Regions from separate parts of the Homo sapiens genome. Here all the other regions are linked to region 3. Evidence: read pairs that join two places in POLR2A ChIA-PET (ENCODE). Cell type or tissue: CD4-positive, alpha-beta T cell. All regions are shown on one strand. Region 1 holds the start of ELF1 (E74 like ETS transcription factor 1). Region 2 overlaps ELF1 (E74 like ETS transcription factor 1). Region 3 has its middle 97 kb from the start of ELF1.

What was found. Peaks named below come from ENCODE experiments on the same cell type or tissue, not always from the same donor. Only the 100,000 strongest peaks of a DNase experiment are listed, where the experiment ranks them.
Region 1: POLR2A ChIA-PET joins it to region 3 with 15 read pairs; 15 of 35 experiments call an interaction of 5 or more read pairs at or near these places.
Region 2: POLR2A ChIA-PET joins it to region 3 with 11 read pairs; 11 of 35 experiments call an interaction of 5 or more read pairs at or near these places.

Annotation. Positions count from the first base shown.
Region 1 is chr13:41,015,735-41,023,734 of GRCh38, reverse strand. It overlaps ELF1 (E74 like ETS transcription factor 1), which reads left to right and starts at 4,419. Exons shown (of 9, transcript NM_172373.4): 1 at 4,419-4,507. RefSeq lists an enhancer at 4,425-4,534. In CD4-positive, alpha-beta T cell, no CTCF peak of the experiment used is centred here; DNase peaks (open chromatin) are centred at 4,384, 5,804 and 6,384; H3K4me3 peaks cover 3,751 bases; H3K27ac peaks cover 3,359 bases.
Region 2 is chr13:40,978,271-40,986,270 of GRCh38, reverse strand. ELF1 (E74 like ETS transcription factor 1) reads left to right here. Exons shown (of 9, transcript NM_172373.4): 2 at 3,989-4,288. The coding sequence starts at 4,217. Among named protein-coding and RNA genes, the nearest start is that of ELF1, 37 kb to the left of the region's middle. RefSeq lists enhancers at 1,110-1,389, 1,809-1,878 and a silencer at 7,955-8,000. In CD4-positive, alpha-beta T cell, no CTCF peak of the experiment used is centred here; DNase peaks (open chromatin) are centred at 1,420, 3,300, 4,710, 5,600 and 2 weaker places; H3K4me3 peaks cover 7,794 bases; H3K27ac peaks cover 7,954 bases.
Region 3 is chr13:40,917,935-40,925,934 of GRCh38, reverse strand. It overlaps the pseudogene TPTE2P5 and the pseudogene SUGT1P3. Among named protein-coding and RNA genes, the nearest start is that of ELF1, 97 kb to the left of the region's middle. RefSeq lists a silencer at 1,728-2,022 and enhancers at 3,933-3,982, 3,626-4,212. In CD4-positive, alpha-beta T cell, a CTCF peak has its summit at 4,244; DNase peaks (open chromatin) are centred at 3,264 and 4,144; H3K4me3 peaks cover 1,599 bases; H3K27ac peaks cover 969 bases.

The DNA.
Region 1 (8,000 bases), 98 kb before region 3:
TTGCCTAAGAGGCCTGCTTTTTGTGGGTGGTAAAAAGTACCACCTAGTTACCTGTCCGTGCAGAAGTGGGAAAGAGGATTTGGTTTAACAAAGCTAGTGATAGAGCATAGAAAATTAACTGTGTTTTACGTTTAAGCTCACATGTAGAAATTCTACACAATTCTTGGAACCTGGGATTATATTTTTGAGAGGCATTAACATCAACAAAATAAATTCTGCATGATTGAAAGATTCATAACACTCAATCTCAGTCTTCTGAATTTTATTTTTCTATTTAAATAGTGGGGAACATTGATTTTGGTCATTTGCCATTTTAATGGTGTGATCTTTTCTTTTTCCATCTCTGATAGTCATAGCATGTTAGCTCCCGACCTATGGGGCGGATTCAAACAAAGCTTTTTTTAGCCTAAGTTTCCTAGATATGGAAATTAGAGTATTCTGTATTTTTGTACTAGAAGTTTTGAGATTTGAGTTCAAAGGGAAGAGGTAACAGTAAAAAGGAAAAATGAGCCCTAGCACAATAAATTCTTTTTATAAATTCTGTTTTGGTGGAGGAAATAAATAGTATCTGAAATTTAGTTGGCATTTAAATTCATTCAGTTGACTCAATCTCTCTCAGCTAATAGTTCAAATATACATGTTGACAATTCCATGAGCAGCCATGAAAGCTTTATATAAGGTATATACTGACTTGATCCATATCTAATTTTATAAATAAACATACCCACAGTATGTACATTTCATATACCTAAACTAGATTTATTTCTTCCTTCCTCCCTTCCTCCCTTCCTTTCTTTCTTTCTGTTCTGGGGTACATGTGCAGAACTTGGATATTTGTTACAAAATGTGGAGGTCTGACACAGAGTCTTGCTTGGTCACCCAGGCTGGAGTGCAGTGGTGCAACCTCGGCTCACTGCAACCTCCACCTCCCAGGTTCAAGCGATTCTCCTGCCTCAGCCTCCTGAGTAGCTGAGATTACAGGTGTCTGCCACCACACCTGGCTAATATCCGTATTTTTAGTAGAGACGGTTTCACCATGTTGGCCAGCCTGGTCTCGAACTCCTGAACTTCAGTGATCCACCTGCCTTGGCCTCCCAAAGTGCTGGGATTACAAGCGTGAGCCAACGTGCCTGGCCTAGATTTCTTTTTGTTAAAATCAGTTTTATTGAGGTATGGTTTATATGCAGTACAATTTGCCCTATTTAGTTTTATAGCTCTATGAATTTTGACAATGTACATAAGTCATATACCGGTACCACAGTCAAGATACAGAATATTTCTGTCACCCTCAACAGTTCCTTGTCTTCCTTTGTAGTCAACCCCCTCCCCTCATTTCCAGCCCCTAGAACTGATAGGATTTCTGTGCCTTCTGTTTTGCCTTTTCCATTATGTCACATATAAATGGAATCATACAGAGTCATGGAGTCAGTCTTATTTTGTTCAGCCTAATGCTTTTAGGTTCATCCATGTTGTCACATATATCAGAAATTCAGACCTTTTTTGTTGCTGAGTAGCATTCCATTATATGGATATACTATACCATTCCATTACATGGATTTATCCATTCACACATTGATGGACATTATTTGGGTTTTCAATATTTGGTGAATGATAAAACTGCTATATATATTTGCATAGAAGTTTTAAAATAGACACATATCTTCATTTCTCTTGGGTAAATGCCTAGGAATGGGATTACTGGATCATGTGATAAGTGTATGTTTATAGAAACTGCTAAACTATCTTCCGAAGTGGCTAAACTTTTGCATTCCCACCAGCAATATATGAGAGTTGTAGTCGCTCCATGTTCTCATCAACACTTGGTATTATTGGTGGTTTTTGTTTTGTTTTGTTGTGGTGGTGTCACATTAATTTGCATTTCCCTATTGAGTATTGATGTTGAGATATTTTCATGTACTTTTTTTGCCATCTGTATGACTTCTTTAGTGAAGTGTCTATTCAGATTTGACCATTTAAAAAACTGGATTGTTTTCCTATTTTTGAGTTGTGAAAGTGCTTTATGTAGTCTGGATAGCAGTGTGTGGACTTATTTTAATCCTCATAATCTGTGTGGTAGATACTATTAGGCTAAATGATAGATAAATAAGTTATGATGCAGGATTGTTAAGTAATTGCCCAAGATTACATAGCTAATAGGTAGCAGAGCTGGGATTGAAACCCAAGTAGATTGACTAGAACCTGTGTCAAACTGTTTGCCTTTTTTTTTCTCTTTGATCCTCTCATATGCAGAGATTGACTTATTGGGGCTGTAAATAGAACAAGGATCCAGTTCCTGTAGGTGATAGAATAATGCTAATAGGGATACCCCTGGGCAGAGGGATAATATATTGTAATGGCAGCTCTGGAGTCATCTCCTTAGGAACAGCTAAGATATTTGTTTCTGTTGAAGAGGTGTAATTATTTTCCCTTTAATTCTCTTCACATTACTGGTGGCCAGAGTACTTCCTTTAAATTATGTTTGGAATATTTGCCATTATTAAGTAATGAGGTGCATTATATAAATGGATTTTCTCAATAGCAGAAGCTTATCCTTTTAGATACCTGTTCTACATAAAACATCTCACACACTTGATGTTACACACTTTGGCTTTCGAAGGCCTGTCTTAAACTAATGCTGACTTGGAGACACTTAGTGTATGGTAATATACTTAGGGAATATTACAACTTACTGACCTTATATAATGGCTTCATATCTGAATACTTTTAAAGTTATGTTTATTTTTAGTTTTGTAAGGTGGGTTTTTTTAATGTCATTATCAGCTATTTCACTTTTTCTGACATCCTTTTATAATACTGTTGCCCTCTTTTACCTGTTACAGTTTTTATTTCTAATTAGCCAAAAGAAGATAATCAAATTGTTAGGTTTACATTCATGTTATCTAAAATAAATTTCAGATATGGAAAATTACCTGGGGGGAACTTTCCAGGGAACAAGTGAATCTCCCGTGACTGCTCAGCGGACCTTGTTTCTTGGTGCATGGGCTCTGAATAGTCATTTTGTGTAAGTGAACTAAAGTAAGCTAAATATGACATTTGACAGGAGAAAACATGGTCTATATTTCTTTTTAATAAATTTTTAATTAACAGTTTGTAAAACCATGGAGATTATTTTTCAGTAAAAGGATAAACCAAGCAATCTTCAGTGTAAGGAATAAATAGACAGCAGGCAGAAAGTTGGTTCACAATCATTGCTGTTTTGCAGCATTTTGTAAAGTTCCTAAGTCAGTGACAGCTTGTGCTCTCAACTATGCCTCTGGTAAGCCAGAATAAACTCCCAACTAATTAACTAAAGGGAGAAAACCTTGCTAAATCCTATTTACTTTTTGTAAGATACCAGGACGAAGGCTATCTATTGAGTTGCATTTATCATTTCAAGCGCTTTGGAAGTACTTAGTGCTTTCAAGCCATTTTGATTAATTTAAGCTCTTAGAATAAATTAATAAGTATTCACCCAGAGGCCAGAATAAGTAGGTGTAGTAATATTTCAGTGGCTTGGGCACTTTGTCAGATGTATTCTGACTTGGAAGGCAGAGCTTCACTGGCCACAGTTGTCCCCTTAGGTTGGCCTTGCCACAATTGCAGTGGAGCTGTAGCAGGGTGCCTGGCACAAGAGGCTTGAAATACATGTAGAAAATTTTGCTTGAAAGGTAAGTCAAACTGTAGCTATCATTTGGAAGTAGTAGAGTTATGAACTATGATCGTACCAATACTTTTTTAAAAGGGTTTTATCAAGCTTGCAGTTTATTTAAAATCATTTTGCTTTGTTGGACTTTAAATTCCTAACATTGGAGTGTGGGTTTTTAAAAATTCTGTAAACCAGTTTAATTCACACTTATTTTTCCACTGAACTTTGAATTTTCTAGTGGATTTTATCTGTTTAGTGAACTTACAGATCTGCATCTGGCTTTGTAGTTTGCTAGCCTTTCCAGACTACATAGCAATATATCTCTTTCATATGAGGGTTAATGAGTAGCCAGATTACACTCACCAGTCCATTGTTACATTAAGAGCCACAGAGTTTGCTATCTCCCTTCCATCCCCTTTCATACTTTTTTCCTTTCACAGTTTTATTTGATATAGTAAAGCAACTTTTAAAAATTGAGATTTTTATATTTTAAAACAATATATAGTTTTTAATTTTGCTCCCTTGTAGGTTCTTACTCTATTTTATTGTTAGTTTTAAATTATGGCAATTAATATGAGCTTAGTAATGGTCTAATCAAGGTAGATCTTGCTCCTTGCCTCTTCATCCCCACTTTCCTATACCGTTTTTACCTGCAGATTTGCATGTTTGACCTAGCAGAATAATTGGGTCCACAGCAACATGGGCGTGCCTCCCTTAGAAACACTTGGTTTCATGTATGACTCATAAGCTGAAGCACAGACACCACTTCCCCAATCTACAGGAGCCATTTTAACAGCTAAAACTTGTCGGATTGCTTTTTATTTTCAAGCTCAAAAGACGATAGAGAAAGAATACTTGAAGGTAACTTGTTACAATTTTGTATGTTTGCTTCTGGCTTTTTCTTGAGCTGATAAACAGAGGGTGGTTCTTACCTGTTGAAGAACATGGCTGAATGTGTTCTTTAACCCTCTGATAAAATGTGTGTGGTCAGTCACATGCCTGATTGAACTTAATTGCTAGGGGGAAACAAAGCACTGAAATTCTGGAAAGTTTTAGATCTTCTTGCTAAAGCATTTTGTATGTCTTTGTGATTTTTTTTCTATGTAATTTAAGAATAAAAGAGGTTTTTTGTTTGTTTATTTGTTTTTAAGTACCACAAAGCAAACTAAGGTCAAATTTTAATTTAAAAAACCTAATTGTATTTTTTGGGGTAGTTGAAGTTACAGTTAAGTAAACCGTATTATTCCTGTGTGATATAGATGTTAAATATCCAGGGGCAGTGGCTTTGTTTTGGCATTTTAGCTAAGGGTGAAGTTTTGGGACAACTCAGCCATAGGTGTTGCTCATTGACTGTTATTTATTTATTTTTTTCTCCCTCTCTGTTTTTTAAAGTTAATGAAATTATATTAAATGTTTCATTTTGGAAACCCAATGGAAATTTAAATGAATTGTTATTTAGATAATAAGTAAAAATGAATATTAGATTATTTAGATAACAAGTAAAAGTGAATATTAAATAGAGGAAGAAAGACTAGAATGATTCATTTACTATTAGAAAAAAATGAAGTTTTATAATTCACACTGAAAACTTGTTCTGAGTAACAACCTTAGAAGTAAAGCTGTCTTCTAAGGAAACGTAGTTATTTCAATTTTGTGTAAAAAGAAAAAGTGATGAGTATTGGCCTTCCTTTTGTATTACTGTTCTTAAAATTTGCCTGCCTTGAATTAAAAACCTTCTGTAAATGAAAAGATTGCTCAGTCTTTTCCTGAAGTACTTGTCATTGTAGTTATGAGATTTTGGCTGGCAAGTATACATCCTACTGTGCCTTAAAGTTCTAGGTGCTCTGTAAAGATGAGTGCAGTAGTATTTTATTTCTGAAACATATTTATGAAGATAAAATTGGAATATGCAGTGATTCCAAAAAATAAAGTTTTTGGATATAAAACTTGCCAAATCATTTCTTGTTGACCAAAATGATATTTAGCTAGTTCTTTGAGAATTTGCTATGCACTTACTAAGTGCTTGAAGGCCTGTCAGATTAAAGGGAAGAGACAAAGGCAATCAGTTATTATTTCTTACTCTTTTGTAAGGATTGTTGATATTAACAGATCTCAATTTTGCGGTCTTACAAGAAAGACACAGCGGACATTTTACCAATTCAGCTGAGCCATTTGCTATCATCTTTGTTTGCATATTGCTGGTTTAGTCAGCCTTTGAGTAAGCAAAAGCTGTATTTACTTCTAGTCTGGTCTGTGTGAAAAATCTAATGAAGACTTTTCTATTTTTTTTTTTAACTTTTTTAAGGTGGTGATCCATAAGAGAAAAATCAAGAGGCACACAAATAAGCGGCATAATTAAGATCTTATTTATTAAAGAGAAGTAGAGGAATTTGGTTTCTTAAATTTAAGAAGCTGGTACAGTTAAAGTAGTATAGATATTGTTTATGTATTTTCTTACGTGATAGAGACTGAAGTGGAGTTTCAAGGAGAAGGGAGAAGGGGGGGTAAAAAGAAGAGAACCAAGAAAAGACCAGAACAATTTATTAAGTATTTCCCTCTCCACGTTTTTCCTTCCATAAGATTGAATGTAAGTTTGAACTGACCCATCAGAATTAAATTTAGAATTAGTGATTTATAGAACTTTAGTGCTGAAAGTGACTGAAGATTGTCCAACTGCCTCACTTTTATAGATGAAGAAACAGTGGCCCACAGAGGTCCTGTGATTTGCTTGAGGTCATGCAGTACCTAATGGCAGGGCTTCGCAGTCTGGAACTGCTTGTGCCAGTCACAAGTGATGCTTTGTTTGAAATGCTCTATATTTCCTTAAGAGTAAATAAAACCTTAATTAAGATGTTTGGTGATAATCTTGGTGATAAGTTGCAACCAAATGGATCAACCAATGATTTTGAAAATGTAGTTTTCTTTTTCATCAGAAAGATGATGCATTCATTTTATTTCTACAACAACTTTTTGTTTTTCACTGTTAGAATTTTTTTGTTCATGACTGCTTATTTTAAGATGGCTTTAGATGGAAATATGAAGAGGTGGGAATTAAATTTGAGCTTCTAGATACAAAGACAGTTTTATTTCTGCTTTAGTTTTAGCTCATATATATATATATATATATATATATATATATATTTTTTTTTTTTTTTTTTTTTTTTTTTTTTTTTTGAGACGGAGTTTCACTCTTGTTGCCCATGCTGGAGTGCAATGGTGCAATCTCGGCTCACTGCAACTTCCGTCTCCCGGGTTCAAGCAATTCTCCTGCCTCAGCCTCCCAAGTAGCTGGGATTACAGGCATGCGCCACCACGCCCAGCTAATTTTGTATTTTTAGTAGAGACAGGGTTTCTCCATGTTGGTTAGGCTGGTCCTGAACTCCCGACCTTGGGTGATCCGCTCACCTCGGCCTCCCAAAGTCCTGTGATTACAGGCACAAGCCACCGTGCCCATCCTTGCCTCATATTCTTTTAGGAGGGCAAATATTGTTTAATGTGATACCTTGTTATACTAAAATATGTGTATGTGTAAAACTTTGCATGTGACTTTACAAAATCCAGAGGTGTCTAAGCTTTAACATTACACTTATCTTAAATTTGACCTTATTATAAGATAGTAATCTCATTTTATTTATCTTTGTCACATCTTCTCCTCCTCCTTTGAAATAAGAGAATTGTTTGGTATATACAAAATCTTTTGTCTGTTAACTTTTTGGTGTGTTTTATTGGGGTGGTTGGAAATTCTCTAGGTCTGAAATTCAGATTTTTAATGGTTTATGCATAACTGCTGAATCTCCTAAATTTCTGAGTGCCCTAACTCAATTCGGTGCGAAATCGTCCACAGTGTGGCCATCATTGTCCTAAAAAACAAAAAGCACAAAAGGCTAGGAACATGGGCTTTATCTTCATAAACTTAAATTCCTGTTGGGAAAACAGGGCTTGTTAACAAGTGAAGTAAAGAACAGAACCAACCACTGACTAGGTAAATTCAGATTCAGATTGCCTAGAGATAAAAGATGACTGAAAGAATACTCAGGAGAGTTTATCTTGAAGGAATGATGAATGCTGAACGTTGAATAGCATTTACCTATGTTAAGAAGAGTGTCTTCGTCAATAAGAATAAGAATATACGCTGTTTGAGAGGAGAAAGGTTTTATTCTGTTTTTCTGTCTTTTTCAACCTTTGACAAAGTACCAAGCACATATGAGTAGACAGGTATTATTTGTTGTATTAAACCTTTGGCTACTCTTTTTTGCCATCTTACGTGACAAATTCAGTTGGCCATCTTGCTGAAGTTAAAGATGGCACATCTTTAAAAAGCATGTGGCCCTCAGCTTAATCTCTGACTGGTGTC
Region 2 (8,000 bases), 60 kb before region 3:
ACTGAGACACCAAGCAAGTAACTTGTCCAGTCTTCTGTCACACTGCAGAAGATTGGCACCCAATCGGTCTGACTCCAGAGCCTGTTCTCTGAACTGCTTTGTGTTACTATTTTACTTTAACTCCAAAGCTTATTTTGGGGATGACAGGTTAGGAACCTTGTTGCTAAGTATTCCTGTGGCATGTCTCCTTGGAGAATAAGAATATGGTCCTCACCCAATTAAGAGACATCTGAGCCAGCCTAAGATTTTTTTATTATCTGGTAGATGTCTGCCTGGATGCCCTCTGAAAACTGTGCAAATAAGTTGACCGCTTATGTCTGTGTGATGAAGAAGTAGTTTCACTTATGTTTTTCCTTGTTACTTTATAAAGACTGACACTTTGAAAAAAACATGTTTGAGAACTATTAATACAGCAGAGTGCTTCCTGACTATAATAGATAATTAAGGATGGGTAAATTTAAACAAGTTTTAAATTTACTGAGGACCTTTCAATTTGTTAGGTTAGAACAGAAGCCTTTTTTCTAATCCGAGTGCCCATATTTTTTTTCCATCTAAGACCGTATTTGAGGAATTAGATGATGCATTTAGTTTTGGACATGTTTTTTACACACTGACTTCAAGGGGCACTGATGTAGACTTGTCTTATAGTTTAGTGACTGGATTTGGAGCTCAGAAGCTGAACCTAGAGATGGAGATTTTAAAAATTTTTTACATATGCGTTTACTTAATCTGTGTTATAAACTGTTATAGCAGAAAGGACTTTGGTGGATTTTAGAGGCCCAGCTGTATATTACAGTTTTAGAGAGAGTCCTGATTTAGGAAACAAGAATTCTAGTTTTAGTTCTGTTTTGCTTGTAGACCGTGAGAACTTGACCACCCCAATTTACTAATTAAAAATGGAATCATTGATTTAGATCTTCAGTCTTGTCTGTTACTGAAAAAATTGTAAGATACCTGGGCTTTGTAATCAAAGATTATAAGAATCTTTGATATCTACAGGTGCTCCCTCTGGATCAGGTATCAGAAAATGTATTCTCAAGAATCACCTTGATGCAGAAGAGTATATAAGTACACAGGGGAGAGGAAGAGGAGCAGGAAAGATGACAGAGAATCAAAGACATGATTGAGCCAGTAAAATGCTTTTCTTTGCTTACACATTTTCAGTTTGTGGACTTCTCTATAGAAATAAGCAAAAGCTACATGCCAGAGCAAAAGTGTCTTTTTCTGCTGCAATAAGTGGCTTAGTGATTGTGGGGAGCCATTTCAGTTTTGATTTATTACTGTTAGTTGTTAGTATGTATAAGGTGTGGGTATGTTGGTTGCTTATCCTGATTTTTTAGATTTCTGAAAGACAACTGTTAAAGCACAGTAGCAGTGTGGAAGTGCTGGTACGAAAAGGTACATGACAGCAGTGGAAAAGAAAGTGAAACTTAAATTTACCTAGACGTATTCACACTGGCCATTGGCACAATGTCATTTTGCATTTATGAACAAATGGGTTTTGAAATAGCCTTCTGGAACCTAATCTTTTACAGAGAAACTTCTGTATCAGCAAACATCCCTTGATTCTGGTTATGTTTTCTTACTCTCGTTTTTCAAGCTTGTGATAATAGTTTCCTCTTTATCAGAAGTATATCAGTTATTCTTTTTTAAATAAAGGATATTTGTAGAAATAGCTTAAATATCTAATGATATTTATTTATTGAACACAGAGTCTCATTCTGTAATGCAAGCTGGAGTACAGTGGCAATCATGGCTCACTACGGCCTTGAACTCCTGGGCTCAAGTGATCCTCCTGCCTCAGCCTCCTGAGTAGCTAGGATCACAAATGCACACACACCAACACAGCCAACTAATTTTTTATTTTTTGTAAAGACGAGGTCTTGCTATGTTGCCCCGGTTGGTCTTGAATGTGTAGTCTCAAGTGACTCCTTCCCCACCAGCCTGCTAAAATGCTGGTGTTACAGGTGTAAGCCACCATGCCTGGCCTGATAAGATATTTAAAACAGTATTTGTCATCAATATAATCCTTTTTGTCATCACTGTGGGCACACAGGTTTGGGAGGTACAGAAGAAATTTTAGACAATGGTTATTTCCCCAGAAGAGGTTTTGCTTCAGTTGTCTTGGTGCCTGGCACATTGCCTTGCAAATAATTGGTACTCAAACATGTATTCAGTTGAATTAAGGGGACACAGTTTTCAAATGTAAGACAATGTACTACAATTCATGCTAAATTGGTTGTACGGGCAGTAATTGCTGTGTTTTTGAAGGGAGCAGTCCTTGTAGTTTGAGGCATAGATGTTGGGAGGCTTTGTGAAATAAATGGGGCTTGAGCATTGAATGGAAAAGATGGGATTGAATGCTGGCAAGTAGAAGATGGGTGTGTTGCAGGCATAGGAAATAACAGAAGTTGAGAAAAGAGGCAAGACTGAATAGTTTGTGTGGAGGAACATAAGGCAGGTCTACTACAGAGGAATTGGGTTGGATAATAATTTAAGGAAAAAGGTATTATAAATAATAATAAGTACAAGGCCAAATGTATCTATCTGTGATCAATTTAAATCAAAACACTTTTTTTTTCCCTCTTCTAGATATGGTACATTGCTCAAAAACCACCTGAATGTGCTAAAAATACTTTCCCAGTGTTGGAGTTAAACTTCCTGTTAAAAGGGAGTGGATGAGAGTGGGAAATTTGCTGGGTTGGAATTTAGTGTAGTGAGTAGAAATATCATCTGAATTGGATTCTTAATTCTTATTTTATTTTGAGTTCTTGCTAGGAAAATCACAGTCATCCATGATGACCCCTAAAGCCCAGGACACATAGGGACTTGGCTTTACAGAAATTAGGAAACCGATTAAGTGATTTGGCTGACACATACTAGCTGGATTTACGTTTTCAGGGAAACTGATTCACTAGATCAGCTTCATCCCCAGACTTGTCTCTTTAAAATTATTAGGAAATTACTGGCCATCCTTTCCTTGGAGTCAACTTCTTTTTTAAAGTGTTTGTAATAAAACTGTAAATGCTAATTCAAAGAACTAATGTTATTTAATGTGATTATTTTTGTATCTTTCTTTTCAGGCCATAATCATTTGATGAAAATGTAGTAAGATTGTGATAAACACCTAAAGAATTTTTTCCTTTTGTTAGTATTGATAACTTTTTTTTTAAATAGGCAAACATCTTTGGCAGACATTTTAAAAGCCTTTGTCCCTTCGCTGTGAAATTGTTTTCACTACTAAGTTGCGTTTCTGTTTTTCTACTATTGTAAAGTGCAGTTCTTTGCATGTTCTAATTTGCCATGACGTGGTCAAGTGCTGTTTCCTTCCTGTTGCTTGCAAGCCTATACTAGAGATAAGGATACATTTCAGTGCATTAAAAAAGAAGCCACTGAAGACAGGCTTAAGCATGGTAATTTTTAAAACATTTTACTTATCAGAAGCCTTTTTAAAGAACAGAAAGAGTGGGCTTTAATTTCTGCTTATTTTTAAAAGATTTAAAAATACTTCTTACTAAACTTTAAATGTATTTGATTTTAAATCCTTATATAAATCCTCTTAAAGGTGAAAATATATACGTTGTGAAATTACTCATTGGGTAGCAGTTTCTATGTATGTGCTTTGCTGAGTTGGTGAAAAGAAGGAAATTGTTTATATATCCTTTATTGCGATTACAACCCTCATTATTGCTGGGGTTTTTTGACCTTTTTTTTTTTTTTAATATTGAGTACTTTTAACAGTAGTTTAACTGGAGAGTGGGGGAGAGAGGCATAATTTTCAGTAGTGACAGATGATCTTAGCAGGAGCAAACTGTTCAAATAAAATATGTAACTTTTAAAAAAGAGCGTATGTGCATTAGTCGTGTCGATTTTATTTAAAAACGTTAATAATAAAAAAATGCTTTAGCGATACTGCCCTCTGTATCAGTTATTATATCCTAAGTGGGTGATTGCTTTTTCATAACTAATCTGAGCTTTTGTTTTTTAGGCCAAGAAGCTTGAGAGAAGAAAAATTTCAGAAAAATTGTCTCAATTTGACTAGAATATCAATGAACCAGGAAAACTGAAGCACCTTCCCTAAAGAAAACTTGGGTATACAATTACTCCACAGACAGAGCTGAGGGTTTTTTACCCAAATCAGTCACTGGATTTTGCTGCCTGATACGTGAATCTTCTTGGAATTTTTCTCATGTGGATCTAAGGGGAATGCTTTATTATGGCTGCTGTTGTCCAACAGAACGACCTAGTATTTGAATTTGCTAGTAACGTCATGGAGGATGAACGACAGGTATGAGATTCAGAGAAAATTTCATTTTAATGACTTTATTATGATTTTTCTATTCATATCAGAAAATTATTTCCTTTAAAAGACAATGAGAGAAACTTTATTGAAAGTAAAAATTTATAGATGAAATATTTGGAGGAAATATTATACTATGTTTTAAGCACCAGTTAATTCATGAAGAATAAGTCTTATCCTTAGCTTTGATATGGTAACAAGGAAGTAATACCTTTGGGATTCAGCTTGTTTTTTTGTAAAATGAGACTTAACACTAAATGCCTTAAGTAATTATTTTTAAGTACTTTGAAAAGTTCTAGAGAATATACTGCCTTTTAATGTATGTGGTTAATTAATGTTTGTAATCATGGGCTACTTCTTCAAGTAGATGAGACAACGTTAGCGGTCCCATAATCATACATCATTTCAGTCCAAAGCATGTGACTCTGAGGAAGTTACTTAACTTCTCTAGATCTAGATTTCATCATCTGCAGAATGAGGGGATTGAACTGAAGAATTTCTAAATCGGCTTTCAGTGAATTTATATAAGATGTGCAAATTACTGTTTTCAGTACATAAAAAAGATCTAGGAGATACTGAGTAAAGGATCTAAGATTAATTTTAGTCTCCTTCCCCCCTCCCCACAACACACACACACACAAAAGAACTGGAACGAGGCTAGAGTTTCTTGGGACTTTACAATTAACTTCATTTTAAACAAGTTATATAGGGAATGTAAGACATGATATGGGAGAAATAGTGTACGTGTTGGAGAGACTCAGACAGGGTACTAGGAAAAATATTTTGAGAACCAACCTAAAGTTGATTTATCACTGAAATAAGCCTAATGCTCAACACCTAATTTTAATAGGCCAATTATAATATGTAATGCCTTTATTCTGGAAACATAGTTACTACAAATAATAAAATTCTTACTTTTGGCAGAGTGAATTTAATGATTTTTATAAAATTAAAATTTTTTTAGCTGTGTTGTCCATTGAAGTGACAGAACAAAAAGTTTATAAATAAACCTACAAAAGGTGAGGATTTGGATTAAGTTGCCTTAACAGCAGGATGAGCTTTGACTAGGGAGGATAACAGGTTCAGGGAGAGAATTGCTTAGTCTTGATTAAAAATATATTAATAGTGATATGGATTTAATCTAGAGACAATACAAAATATATTTTAGGAAGAAAGGTGTTTTGAATTTGGTTTAAGACAGGATGTTTGTGTGTATATTAAGGTTTGAAACAGTGTGTTTACTATGCAGCCCTCTTAAATGAAAGATGCTGTATATAGATGCTAGGCTTGATGTGGTGAGGTTTGATCTCAGGATGTAGCAGCAGAGGACAAAGCCCTAAGCCACTCACTAATATGCTCTAGTTATAGTGGATTTGACACTCTTTGGAACATGAGAGAAGTGAATTTTACATTATGGTACCATATTCATACATGTGTCTACATAGCCTAAAAAGAGTTTTGCAAAACAACACTTATACACTTACTATGTATGATATACTTAGTTTGTTTTGCAGAGGTTATTTATGTTTTTGGAAAGGGAGATGGTACTGTTAGCTTAACATCAGCATGTACATATATGTATTTTCTTAAGTTATTTGTTTTTGTCTAACAAAATGAATCTATATTTTGTGCAGGTGTTATAAGGATTTTATAAGTATTAACCATGTAAGGTAAATACTGATCCCCATTTTATAATGAGGAAATTGAGATATCAAGAGGTTAAGTCACTTTCCTGGAATCATACAGCCAGTAAATAGTAGAGCCACAATTTGAACTCAGCCAGTTTGATTCTCACTAATGATGTTTTATATATTCTTGCAATAATGTGTGACAATCTTACTGTGTTATAATCAGCATCAAAATGTTTACAACTCTTGGTGAGTTTTGGCGTCTTCAGTCTGTGGCCATCAGCATAGCAAATGTAACTGCTTTGCAGGAGGGTAGATCCAGTGCTGTTGGTGATATTAGCATCTTACCTAACCTGGGGCTCTACCTCCCTGTTTGCTTATTAGGTTAATTTGTTTTTAATGGAAAAGCAATAACGTGCCATTTGTATTAATAAAAGAAGTCACCTAATAAAAAGATACATAAAATAACTAGTGAAAAATCTCTCTTCACCCTTAGTCCTAATCTTGTTTTCCTTCCCAGAAGAAACTAGTATTAAGTATTAATATTTTGTGTGTAATTTTTTTAGAAAAATGTCTGAACAAATGAACATACATATATACAAAACTGCATACAGAGGTTGCTTTTAAGACACAAATGAAGTTATGCTAAATCTTTTTTGTGTCTCATTTGTTTCCACTTTATTATAAATATTTGTGTGTATGTTGATTCTACATCATTTATATTTTACATCATGAGCAGCCCATTATTTATTTTACAGTTCCTGACATGGCTGTTACCAGCATTTTGCTATGATGTACAATATTGCAGTGAACATCCTTGTTTGGAAGGCAGTAGATCTACCTAGTAGTAGCGGTGGTTAAGAGCTCAGGTACTGAAGTTGAAATGCCTGGGTTGAATCTTGGCTCCGCTGCTTATTATCTCTGTGACTTTGGGCAAGTTACTCAACCTTTCTGTTCCTTGGTTTCCTCATCTGCAAAATGGGGATGAAAATAATAGAACCTAAGTTATAGGATTGCTGTGAGAATTAAATGAGTTGATGTTTCTAAAGCTTTTAGAACTATGTCTGGCTCATAGCTAATATTTACGGAGCACTATAATTTTGTCATTATGTGTGTGTGTGTGTAGTGTATCTTTGTACACTTATGTGATTATATCTGTAGGGTTATTAAAAACAGAATTACTGAGCTTACTAAAAATATAAATACAAATATTCTTTTAAAAGGCTGTGTTACGTGGACATAAAGATGGACAAGTCTGTGTTACGTGGACATAAAGAGGGACTACTAGATGGGGGAAGGAAGGAAGCAGGCAAGGGTTGAAAAACTAACTATTGGGTGCTGTGCCCACTGCCTGGGTGATAGGATCAATCATACCTCAAATCTCAGCCTCACCTATGTAACAAGCAATATACTCATGTAACAAACCTGCACATGTACCCCCTGAATCTAAAATAAAAGTTGCGGGGGGTAAGAGGAGCTGTATTAATTTCTACTACTACTAATAGTGTATTTCCCAAACCATTATCAACAGAAGTCCTTTTTTTTTTTTTGGCCAGTCTTTAGGGTGGAAATGACATTTTACTATTTTAATTTGTATTTCCTTGACTACTAGTGGTGAAGTGGTTTATTTGTAAATTTTATTTATTTTCAATTAGAGTTTTCTTTGATTTACTTATTAATATATCCTTTTGCCCAGTGGGAATTTTTTAAGTATTATGGTCACTACATTAGAATCATTGACATTTTCTCCCAGTCTAGTGTTGTCTTTTAACAATGTGATATCTTGTGCGCTATAGAAATTTTAAATGTTTTTAATAAAATATGTCAATATTACAAATTAATAATATTAGTTTTGGGGGCTTTTCTTGCCTTCTGCTTAGGAAAGCTTTATTCTCTTCACTCCTGTCACTCCTAAAATTAGTATATACTCTCTTTACATTTTCTTTTCTTTTTTGTTTTTTTTTTGAGACTGAGTCTTGCCTCGTCACCCAGGCTGGAGTGCCGTGGTGTGATCTTGACTCACTGCAACCTCCACCTCCCAGGTTCAAGCAATTCTTCTGCCTCAGCTTCCC
Region 3 (8,000 bases):
CGCACTGTTGCCCAGGCTGGAGTGCAGTGGCATGATCATAGCCTCAACTTCTTGGGCTCAAGCGATCCTCCTGACTCAGCCTCCCAAATAGCTGAGGCACATGCCACCATGCTTGGCTAATGCTTTCTATTTATTTATTTTTTGTACAGACAAGTTCTCCCCATCTTGCCCAGGCTGGTCTTGAACTCTTGGGCTCAAGCAATTTTTCTGCCTTGGCCTCCCAAAGTGCTGAGATTACAGGCATGAGCTACTGCACCCAGGCTGCACAAATCTTGTGTATAACTTGATACAATTTTATGTCTCAATACACTTCTGTGATTACCAGCCAGATCAAGATATGTAACATTTCCTGCATCCAAGAAGGTTTCTTCATGCCCCTGCTCCCCACCCTCCCTGACAACCAGGAGATTCCCTTATGATACCTCTCACTACAGTTTTTTATCTTCATATAAATGAAATCAATCATGATATACTCTGTCTGGCTTCTTTACCTCAACTTATGTATATAGGATTCATCCATATTGTTTGGTATAGTAGTAGTACATTCTTATTCATTGCTATGTAATTTTTTTATCCAATTTGAGGACATTTAGATTATTTCCAGTTTTTGCTACTGTGGATAATGCTGCGATGAATATTCTTGTATATGATCATAAATACTCAGGTATATGCCCAGTGGTACAATTATTGGGCAGTATGTTATGTGTATAACTAGCTTTAGTAGATAGTGTCTGATATAGTTTGGGTATGTGCCCTCACCCAAACCTCATGTCAAATTATAATACCCAATGTTGGAGGTTGGGCCTGACGGGAGGTAATTGGATCATGGGAGTGGGTTTCTTATGAATGATTAAGTACCATCCCCCTTGGTACTGTCCTCGCAACAGTGAATGAGTTCTTGGGAAAGCTGGTTGTTTAAAAGTGTGTGGCACCTCCCCCCACCCTACTTGCTCTTGCTCCTGCCACGTAAGATGCCGGCTCTACCTTTGCCTTCTGCTATGATTGGAAGCTTCCTGAGGGCTCCCCAAAAGCAGAAGCTGCTATGCTTCTTGTGCAGTCTGCAGAACCATGAGCCAATTAAACATTTTTTCTTTATAAATTACCCAGTCTCAGGTATTTCTTTATAGCAATGCAAGAACAGACTAATACCGTGTCACACAGTTTTCCAAAATGATCAACTAATTTAAACTCTCATCAACAATATATGAAACATATAGTTGCTCCATATTCTTGTCAATGCTTGGTATTGGAAGTCCTTTAATTTAAGCCATTCTGGTGGTAGTTTTGGAATCTCATAATTTCAATGTCCATGATACAGCTATTTTTTTTTTTTTGAGACAGTCTGACTCTATTGCCCAGGCTGTAGTGCAGTGGTGCCACCTTGCTCACTGCAACCTCCGCCTCCCAGGTTCGAGCAATTTTGTGCCTCAGCCTCCCTAGTAGCTGGGATTACAGGTGCTCACCACCACGCCCAGTTAATTTTTGTATTTTTAGTAGAGATGGGGTTTTGTCATGCTGCCCAGGCTGGTCTCCAACTCCTGGCCTCAAGGGAGCCACCCACCTCAAGCTCCCAAAATGTTGGAATTACAGGCGTGAGCCACTGCGCCTGGCCATGACATAGCTATTAATATAGAACTTTTCATGTTGGACCTATAGGTCAATCTTGGAATTTGCCCTTTCAGAGGCTATTCATATTTATATGCATATTGGTGCATGGCAGGGGCTGGTGTACACACCTTGGTGTATGGCTGAGCCATAACTGGAGCATACTGAGAATAACCCTATTCTAAGTGTGTTTGGAGTCCTAGGCTAAGGAAGCCAGGAGTAGCCAACACTAAGATTCACTCCTTATCTATGAAAGACATCCACACCCCTGCTCCATCTCTTAGAACACAGGCTGTACAGTGGAGCAAGGCCCTTTGTTTTGGGTTAAATGGAGGTTGCTAGAAGGAGGGTGCTAAGTGAAAATGCTATATAGACTACATGCTTTTTTTTATGAACAGTAGTGGTTCTCCAGGCCACCCCACCACCACTGGACCACCCCTGTATGTAAGTCCTGAATAAACCTTATATCTCCTTAGCTGGCTCTGCCTCTCCTATAGTACCATCCCAATCGGAATCAATGGGGATCTGGAAGGACAACTGGCCATTTAGATAACAAGTGAAAATTAACCAATGTAATTGGTTACATTGTAACATTATTATTAAAAATATTTTTAAAATTACTATATAACATATTATTATTAAAAAATACATATGAACATTTCAATAAAGGCAGAAAAAGCACTTGATATTGAATGCTTTCCTCTTGATGTTACAACCAAGACAAGGAAGTCCATTATCACTATTTCTATTCAATAGTGGACATACTAGCCAGCAACAAAACTAAAACGTATAAAGATTACAGAGAAGTTAAACCATCTTTATTCACGATTGCAAGATTGTCATCACATAAATTCCAAAAGACTCTACACAGTATTACAAATAATAAGGGAACTTAGCAAGATGCTTGAATGTAACATCAATATGTAAAAATCAATAGCGTTTCTATAGTCTTACAACAAACGAGAATATTTAAAAAATGCTATTTAACATCGCATTCAAAACACTATTCAAAAAGAAATCTAATGAAAGATATGTTTGATCTCTATACTGCAGTCTATCCAAACACAGCTGCATTAAAGTATAAATATGTGTATAATCTACAAAACATTGCCAGGAGAAATTAGAGGCCACTTAAATAAACGGCCACTTAAATGGATTGAAGGACTTAATATTGTTAATATACTAGTTATCCCCAAACAGATCTATAGATCCAATGCAAGCCCAGTACAAGTCCCAGCAGTTTTGTTTTTTTTAAAACTGACAAGCTAATTCCAAAATCACCTAGAAATACAATGGCCTTAGAATAAGCCAAAGCAATCTTGGGAGAATAAAGGACTTCAAGACTTATTATAAAGCTACGTTAATTAACACAGTTTGGTAGTGGTATAAAGTCAGATAAAGACCACTCCCTCCAGCTCCTCAATCTGACCCCACCCCTGGAACGCGCTGGCAGCTTTCCCCATGGGATGTGCATGGGTCAAAGGGCGCTGAGGGAGGACCTGAACGACTGGGTTGGGAAACAAAGCGGCCCTGAGATCACTTCAGGCCACCTTCCGCCCCTCAGTGCTTTCGTATAGAAAAGGTTTTCCTTCTTGATCTGGGAAGCCCACTAAGAAGAAAGCCTGGGCTGTGGAGTTATGAGGAAGGGAATGAATAGTACGCGGGCGCCGGGCGCGTCTCCCCGGGCACCAGAAGGCTTTTAGCCGCTGCTAGGTCAGAACGACTTCTAGCGAGTCCCAGCCCTTTTCCATTCCCAGCGCAATGATCGCGGGAATCCAGGCGCCATCCAGGCCCCTCTGTTCACTGAAAAGACCACGCAGCCGCCAGTGACATCACGGAGACGAAAGCCATGATAAAACCCAGGGAAAACGGAGCTCGAAGTAGCTTGTGTTTTATATATATATATATATATATATATATATATTTTTTTTTTTTTTTTTTTTTTTTTTTTTTTTTGAGACGGAGTCTTGCTCTGTCGCCCAGGCTGGAGTACAGTGGTCCGATCTCGGCTTACTGCAACCTCTGCCGCCCGGGTTCAAGGGATTCTCCTGCCTCATCCTCCCGAGTAGCTGGGATTACAGGCGCGTGCCACCACGCCCGGCTAGTTTTTATATTTTTAGTAGACGGGGTTTCAGCATCTTGGCCAGGCTGGTCTTGAATTCCTGACCTCGTGATCCACCCGTCTCGGCCTCCCAAAGTGCTGGGATTACAGGTGTGAGCCACCACGCTCGGCCTGTAGCTTGTGTTATTAACGGACAAGGAAACGCCCCTGCGCGTACACGTTCTTGAGGGATAACAGTATGTTACAAAAGTGCTTCTGAGCTACTACTCCTGGAGGCTCGGTCGGAGTGCCCGCGGACGTGGGCGCGGTGGAAAAGAGGGAGAACCTGTAGGCCCAGGCCTCCGTAAACATGGCTACGATGGGCGGGGACTGGGAGCGCAGGTCCCGGGCCGGGTTGCGGGCTGGGAGGACTCGGTCCTCCACTGTCCCAGCCGGCCACGCGCCCGCGTGTCGCCTCCCGTCCCGCTAGCAGCACGCTGCGTGGCTGCTCGTTGGCTGCTTAAGACGGAAGCTCGGTTGATGTTTCTGCAGAAGTTTTCCCCCTTGGTCGGTGGCGGAGCTGCTGAGCGCGATAGTAGCAGCTCCGGCGGCAGCAACATTGACTACGAGGAATGGCGGCGGCTGCCGCAGGACCTGCAGCATCCCAGAGGTGCGTGTTTTTCCTTCCCTTTGCTATTTATTTTATACCCCTTTCCTTGGTTAGTGGGCCCTGCTGAAGTCGTTGTTTTCCTGACAGGTTTTTCCAGAGCTTCTCAGATGCTCTAATCGACCAGGACCCCCAGGCGGCGTTAGAGGTGGGAGAGCCTTTTCTGCTTCCTCCACTCCCGGCTGACCCGCCTCCTTCCAGCACCGCCTGATTAGGACTCAGGCTCTAGTGATGCTGCGTCTCAGCCCCAGTATTGAGATTCTCGGTCTCCTTTCTCTCTCTCACGGTAGCCGCGTTACCTCAGACTCCTGTCTTGCCCTTTCCACTTCCAGACTCTTGCATTCCTGAAGCTTCTGAGAAAAACTTCCTCTATTTATTGGGAGCATGGTTGGCATCTGCAGTTGGGCTGAAAGGATTTTTTTTTTTAATGACTAGAAGAGAAAAGTGGACTCTGGGCTCGATGAAAATTAATTTTTTCTTTTGACAATCATTGTTGCCATTCTTATGTAAAAGTGTCGGTATGAAGTCAGTCTACTGGAACAAAAACCTCTTCCCTCACGTCCCGGAAACTTTCCAGATGTCTTGTCATAGTTCATTATTCACTCATTTGTTTATTTATCAAAAAATTTTTTAGGAGTTGCTGTGTGCAAAGGCGCTCATTGCTATGGGTTAGTCTTAGTTATATACTTAGCTAACCTAGAGATCACTGCTTGTAGGTGTGCAGTGAAGACAAACTATAAAGCTGTAAAGGAATGTAAAAGAGCAAGAGTTGATAAGAGTTGAAGAAGAGACTAAGCTAAAGATAAATGATGCTGTGGGTCACAGAATTTTAACAGGAGATCTTTTTTGTTTTTTGTTTTGTTTGTTTCTTTTTGCTTTAAAGCACAGAAAAAAAGGAAACCCTGTTTTGTTGTTATGATCTAACATAAGTAAGGTTAACAATTTGAGGCAAGACAGCGTCTTTTCTAGCTATGGCTTTTATAAGAAATGTGCCACAGGGTACTAGAGGCTCTGTTAAGGTGATATTTGAGCAGAGACCTGAAGGAACAAGAGAATTAGCTTGGAACCTCTGGGGAAAGAGCATTCCAGTCAGGACCAAGAGCCAGTGCAGAGATCCTGAAGTAGGAATGAAGTGGGCCTGTGTATGGAGCAGCAAAAAGGCCCTTTTTTATTAGAGGGCCCATTTGATTAGGAGGTAAGGTTGGACAGGAAACTAGGAGCCAGGTCCTGTAAGGCCTTTTGGGGTCCAGGTATGTTTTTTGAATCTAAATATATAGACCTTTAGATACCAGCAATAAGTCTTCTGGGATCAGTTTTGGGATAATGTTACAGGAAGCAGTGAGAATTTTTCTCCATAATTCCTTATATTAGATAGCTATTACTTTGAATTTACATTTCTTAATTGTCATGTTAGGCCTAGTGCTTCCTTTGGAAATCTAGTTTATATAAAAGTTGCTTTTAGGCTGGGCGCAGTGGCTCATGTCTGTAATCCCAGCACTTTGGGAGGCCAAGTGGGGCGGATCGCTTGAGGTTAGGAGTTGGAGAGCAGCCTGGCCAACATGTTGAAACGCTGTTTGTACTAAAAATACAAAAAAAGAATTAGCCAGGTGTAGTGGTATGCACCTGTTGTCCCAGCTACTCGGGAGGCTGAGGCAGGAGAATCTCTTGAACCTGGGAAGCGGAGGTTGCGGTGAGCTGAGATCATGACACTGCACTCCAGCCTGGGTGACAGAGAGAGACTCTGTCTCAAAAAAAAAAAAAAAAGTTGCTTTTAAAGAATATTAATATAATGAACTTCATTATCATTTTCCATCTTATTTTACTTATTATTATTATTATTTTTGAGACGGGGTCTCACTCTGTCACCCAGGCTGGAGTGCAATGGCACAATCTCGGCTCACCTCTGCCTCCCAGGTTCAAGTGATTCTCCTGCCTCAGCCTCCCAAGTAGCTGGAATTACAGGTGCACACCACCACATCCGGCTAATTTTTGTACTTTTTAGTAGAGATGGGGTTTCGCCATGTTGGCCAGGCTGGTCTCAAACTCCTGATCTCAGGTGATCCGCCCACCTCAGCCTCCCAAAGTGCTAGGATTACAGGTATGACCGTGCCCAGCCTTAAATTTTTTATTGAGACATATATGATAATATGTAAATAACACAAATTTTAACTCTACAGTTTGATGAGTTTTTACGTATATGTACACCACCCAGATCAAGATATAGAGCATCTCCATTTATAAAGTTCCTTCATGCTCCTTCCCAGCCAGCAATTCTTCTTACTGTCCTGCTGACTCCTGTTTTCACCTTCATCACCATCAGCTCATTTTGCTTGTTCTTGACTCATAAACAGAATCATATAGTAGGTGGTTCGTTCAATGTAGGCAGTCTGTTTTTGCTTTAATCATTACATGAGTATACATCCATATTGTGTGAAGCAGTAGTTCTTTTGCATTGCTGTGTAATATTCCATTGTATAATTGTATAAATATATGTTGTATAAATGTAAGTATAGCACAATTTATTCTTATTGGACATCTTGTTTATTTCTAGTTGTTAGCTAGTATAAATAAAGCTTCTGTGAGTACTCTTGTGTGTATTTTGGTGAACACATGCATTTCTTTCTTTTGATTGTATATACCTAGGAGTAGAATTGCATAGAATAGTCATGTGGATAGCACTAATGGATAGCACTAGTACCTTGGTTTTTAATGTGTGGCTCTTGGACCAGCAGTATCAGGATTACCTGCAATTCATCAGAAGTGCAAATTCTTACTGAAAGTCCTTATGGGCCAGGCTTGGTGGCTTACGCCTGTAATCCCAGCACTTTGGGAGTCCGAGGCAGGTGGATCACCTGAGGTCAGGAGTTTGAGACCAGCCTGGCCAACGTAGTGAAACCCCGTCTCTATTAAAAATACAAAAAATTAGCTGGGCCATGGTGGCAGGTGCATGAAATCCCAGCTACTTGGGAGGCTGAGGCAGGAGAATCGCTTGAACCCGGGAGGCAGAGGTTGCAGTGTGCCGAGATCACACCATTGCACTCCAGCCTGGGTGAGAGAGTGAGATTCCGCCTCAAAAAAAAAAAAAGTCCTTATGACTCATGTAGTCCAGTACTTCTTACTCTTCCTTTTCACAGTGTACATAAGAAAGCAGACCTGGCTGAGTGTGGTGGCTCATGCCTGTAATCCTACCACTTTGGGAGGCGGAGGTGGGAGGATCACGAGACTGGGAGTTTGAGATCAGGAGTTCAAGACCAGCCTAGGCAACATAAAGAGACCCCATTTCTTAAAAAGAAAACTGAGACCCAAGTAAATCCAAGTGATCTGTCATAGAGACACACCAGTTACACGCAGAAGGGGGACCTCAGGACACAGGTTTCCCAAATTTTAGTCTAGTGCTATAGAACAGTGGTCCTTAAAGATGTGGGCTTCAGATGAGCTGCAGCATCAACATATTAGAAATGCAAATTATTTATTTATTTGAGACGGAGTGTCGCTCTGTCACCCAGGCTGGAATGCAGTGGCGCAATCTCAGCTCACTGCAACCTCCGCCTCCCAGGTTCAAGCAATTCTCCTGCGTCTGCCTCCCAATTAGCTGGGATTACAGACACGTGTAACCACATCCAGCTGATTTTTGTATTTTTAGTAGAGATGGGGTTTCACCATGTTGGCCAGGCTGGTCTGAAACTC